2 separate regions of the Homo sapiens genome follow, and region 1 is linked to region 2. The links are chromatin loops, found by intact Hi-C in ENCODE. Cell type or tissue: Calu3. All regions are shown on one strand.

Region 1 (2,500 bases), 120 kb after region 2:
AAAATTTTTAATTTTGAAATAATTATAGACTCACAAAAAGTTGTACAATAGTACACAGAGGTCCTGTATGCCTGTCATCCAGTGTCCCCCAACAGTGACATCTTATCTAACTATGGTGCATTATTGAAGGCAGAACATTGATTAGCAGGAAACAGTTAACTGGACTACAGACCTTACTTGGCTTCAAGTTCTTTTTACAAGCATTTATTTTTACATGTTTTTTTGTATAATTTTAGGACATTTTCATCACAGGTACAGATTTATGTAACTACCATTTATAGTTAAGACACAGATTTGTTTACTCATCACAAAGGGACTTCTTCATGCTGCTTAGGGTCATCCCCTCCCTATCCTTCCTTAATCCCTAGTAACTACTTATCTATTCTCTGTCTTGATAATGGTAATTTTGAGAATGTTATACAAATGAAATCATACAGTATGTAAGCTTTGATGATTTTTTTTCCATTGAGCAAAATGCACTTAAGATCATCCAAGCTGTCGTGTGTATCAATGTTCATTTCCTTTTACTGCTGAGCAGCATTTCAAGGATTTGGTTTTGATACCCTGCTGGAGTTTTAGCTATGGAGTGTATATTACTTTGCCAACCTGATATAGTGTTCAAATAAAATAATTGAAGTTGATATATTGGGGCATAATAGGCATGACAAAGGAAGAAGAGTCACAAAGAATGAAATCCTCAGCCATTCTCAGGAGAAAACAATAGGGTTGAGAATAATGCTTAGATACCAACACTTCCCCAAATGGTATTTTATAGGATGCTAGCAGGTCTAACGTGAAAAAAAAGTATTTAATGGCAAAGTTTAGGAAATCACAAAAAATGTCATTGCTGTAGGATTTATCTTTAATATAACAATGTATATTTTGAATTCTAAAAGGATATGATATTCCATGCTTTCTGAACCTTTAGCCCACCACATGAATGTCATTTCACCCAGAATATCTCTGGGCTTTTTCCAGGGAAAATATTTTAGATAAAGCTGTTGTAAGTTAATACACAATATGTAAGTACTAAAATAATCGTGAAGTTTTATTGAGTAGTCAGATGTGTTTATTAAATTGGTTTTAAGGTTTATGACAGGGGTAAAATACAATAGAGTTACTCTAATGGTGGAAATATAACAACCAGATATTCAAAATGGAAATTATCTTGTATGACATAAAAATATGCGACCACTAGGGGGCAGAAGAGGATTAGAGGGAAGAAAGTACCTCCCCCAAATTGTTGCCTAATTTTAATGTTCCTGTTGAATACTAAGAATGAAATGAGATCGGAGGGCTTTTTCTCTTTTCTGGGAAAACAGGTGATAAGGTTATTACAATAATCTGCTTACTTCTGTTACCACATACTTTTTAGGATGCATTCTTATTTTTGGCATGTAATTTATGCATAATAATTTGTTATTCTTAGAGTAAAAAAAAAAACCACGTACAGAGTGGGAGTTTCTTTTTGACTTTATAAAAGTAAATCCTGATTTTCAAAACTGAAGAGATCATTAACCTTTGGACAGTTTAGAAAGAGGTACTATTGCCAGATTCTACTGTCATTTCTCTAGCCTGTTTTGGTTAGGGAATAAGTTATGGCAAGTAAAGTTTGACCTAGAATTTGTGGAATTTTAATCTCCTAATGGAATCAAGAATCCTGATTAATCATAGAACACGTATTTATTACTATCTTTTTCCACCTACTTTTGCTTTGTACTTGAAGTATGTTTCTCCCCAGTGCGTCCTCTTTTATAGTCATAGCTGGAGAAGAATAAACATAACAGAAAAAACAGCAAAATGGACTTGTTAGTGGAGGTTTGGTTGCCTGGAGGGCTTCTCAAAGCCTATCTTCATTGTACAGCACTCACCTTCCACATGTTCTTTTTCATTGTGAACTAGCTTTTCTATATAGACACGTTTTATGATAATCCAGGAAACGCTTCTCGTTTGGGAGGACTGTCTAGAAATTCTCTAACAGGAAAGTGCATTACTGGATTTGATACCATAATGAAGGAAGCTTACCTCCATAAGGCCCAGCCATCCTCTTTTTCCCTTCCTTCAATTGAATACTTGTTTGTGATACACTTGTCCTGGTGAGAGAGGGAAGGTCCTGGGGTGGGAGTTTCATCTCCCTAAAGGAGACAGTAATTCCTGGGGCCATCATCTGGGGAAGTTGTGGGTCTTCAGAAAGAAAACTGGAAACCAGGAGGTGGGAGAGGGAGCTCTTGCCTTTCTCTGGGTATTGCTGTCTTGACTTTGGGCAGGGATGTTTAGATACACCCGAGGATGCTCTCAGGAAGGAGGGGTTTAAGATGCCTCTGCCATACAGACAGGCTGGGAAACAGGGAGAAGGGTGAAGATGGGTGAACTACACCACCTAAACCAGATTATTTAGTTGCCCATTTTTTTTCCTTATTCTGTTTTCCCTTAGATGTTAGTGATTTCTAAATGTTTTGGACCTATTTCAGCTATACTGAATGGAATTTAAGGAAGTTAA
Region 2 (2,500 bases):
TGTCTCCCATGGTCTGCTCTGTTCTCCTTTCACTCTTCTGCCAACCTTTGAGGTGTTCTTCAGTTCTTCTGATTCCATTAGCTTAGCTAAATAACCATCATGCCCAGAATCTTTAAAGCAAGCCTCTGCACAGGTGGCTGGCAGCCTGTGGGTGGGCCGCCCTGGGTCAAGGTGTCCATTTTTGGTCCATTCAGATGCCACCTATGCACAATGACCAGCAAGAGCAGTTTTAGCTGGATAACAGGCGCTGAGGGATTAATTTGTTCATTGAATGGTGGACAGAATAAGTACCAGAAGAGAGGGGGATAGAATAGCAGAGGGAGACTTTGCAGAAGATGTGAGATTATACTTTGAAAGATTTATAGGATTTATCATGTTGTGGTTTGTGGACTTGGCTTGTCATATTGCTTTTATAGAAAACAAATGCTCTTAAGGAAATTTAGGTGCTTAAAAAATGAAAAGCATTTGCAGGATCTGGCCCTTGCCCAACTTTTCAGTCTTGTAAAGTGCCGCCCTTCCTCTTGAACTCTATGCTTTAGACATCTTATGTCCCTTAAGTTTCTTAAACTCACCGATCTGTCTCATTCTAGAGCCTTTCATCATGCTGTTCCCTCTGCTGAGAATGTTTTTTCTTCCTTATTCTCGCTACTTGCTTTTAACCTGCAGCCATTCTCTAAAGTGGCCTGGCTGTTCCAGACATTCCCATAGTACTGTGTGCTTCCCTTAATTCATTCATCTCACTTTTAATTAGTGGTCCATGATAGACAGTAGCCTTTGTAAAGCTGGTGACCTTCTGGTCTTGCTCACCTCTCTATTCCTGGGACCAAGTTCAGTGCTTTTGCATGTAAGTAGAAAGCAGTATTTTCTTAAAACGAATGTGTGAAAACTATATAGCAATAATTTGTCTTGAACCAAATGCAATTTTCCCTTTTGTATATTCTATAAAGCATCTTTATCTTTTTGAAGACAAGTATACTGATCAGGTACTTGTCATTTGAGGTATGTTAATTTGAGGCATTCAGCTAAGAAAAAATAAGCCCCTTAAAAAAAAGAGCCCTTTTAGAACCACCAGGGGTCAGTATAACCAAGGAAATGTTATGAGAAGCAACTGTGGCCTTGGTCTCTGGCTTTTGTTTTTCTTTGACTACTGCGCAGCATTAAAGGACTGTATATTTCTTGTTATTAAACCCCTTTTCTTTTAGTAGTGAATAATAACATAGAGGAAATGTATTTATTATTTAAATAGCCCACCATTAGAGACTATATTTTTACTTTTCGGTGGCAGTCACCATTCTCAATATAAAACTCAGGGAAGGAAAATATTTATTTTCAAGAAAGTATTGGCTGGGCGTGGTGGCTCACACCTGTAATCCCAGCACTTTGGGAAGCCGAGGCGGGCGGATCACGAGGTCAGGAGACCGAGACCATCTTGGCTAATACAGTGAAACCCCGTCTCTACTAAAAATACGAAAAATTAGCTGGGTGTGGTGGCGGGCGCCTGTAGTCCCAGCTACTCGGGAGGCTGAGGCAGGAGAATGGCGTGAACCTGGGAGGCGGAGCTTGCAGTGAGCCAAGATCATGCCACCGCTCTCCAGCCTGGGCGACAGAGTGATACTCTGGCTAAAAAAAAAGGAAGTATTTTTTAAATTTTTTAATTTGTAAGAGACAGGGTTGTCGTCTGTCACTCAGGCTAGAGTGAAGTGGCACAATCATAGTTCACTGCAGCCTCGAACTCCTGGGCTCAAGTGATCCTCCTGCCTCAGCCTCCTGAGTAGCAGGGACTACAGGTATGTGCCACTACGCCTGCCTAGTTAAAAAATTTTTTTTTCCTTTTCATAGAGACAGGGTCTTGTTATGTTGCCCAGGCTGATCTTGAGCTCCTGGACTCAAGCAATCCTTCTGCCTTGGCCTCACAAAGTGCTGGGATTACATGTGTGAGCCATCATACACAGCCTTTGGGAGAGTTTTGAAATTCCATTTTGTCTGTAGAAAAAATATGGAATGATATGAGTATTCCCACTGATGGACAATCTCTTTAAGAATTACCGGAGTTATCAGAGCTTTGATTTGTAATGACTATACAGGTAATCAGAAAGTGGTATTCTTCAGTTACCCTTTGTCCTAGGTCAGGAAAAGGATCCTTTAAGTAAAACATACTTGACGGCTCCTTGGCATTTCTCCACTTGTATTAATAACATGTTTGTTTGTAGAGTAAGAGTGAATAAGTCCTTTATGATACCGTGTTAACCTTTCTGGATTAATCTAAATTGTTTGCCCTTCAAGTATTGTATTGCTTTTCACCTTCAAGGTTTTTTATGATAGTAATGGTGAGTAATTATTTTGGTCTAGTATGATTTCTAGTTTTCTTTTCTTTCTTTCTTTTTTTTTTTTTTCGAGACAGAGTCTCGCTCTTTTGCCCAGGCCGTGGTGTGATCTCGGCTCACTGAAACCTCCACATCCCAGGTTCAAGCGATTCTCCTGCCTCAGCCTCCTGAGTAGC

What was found. Peaks named below come from ENCODE experiments on the same cell type or tissue, not always from the same donor. Only the 100,000 strongest peaks of a DNase experiment are listed, where the experiment ranks them.
Region 1: it touches region 2 in a loop (2.3-fold over the local background); 16 of 110 quality-filtered maps call a loop at or near these places.

Annotation. Positions count from the first base shown.
Region 1 is chr6:73,853,986-73,856,485 of GRCh38, forward strand. No RefSeq gene overlaps it. Among named protein-coding and RNA genes, the nearest start is that of CD109, 160 kb to the left of the region's middle. In Calu3, a CTCF peak has its summit at 1,198 (motif pointing right); a DNase peak (open chromatin) is centred at 1,216.
Region 2 is chr6:73,738,225-73,740,724 of GRCh38, forward strand. The region is part of intron 5 of CD109 (CD109 molecule); the gene reads left to right. Among named protein-coding and RNA genes, the nearest start is that of CD109, 43 kb to the left of the region's middle. In Calu3, a CTCF peak has its summit at 1,122 (motif pointing right); no DNase peak of the experiment used is centred here.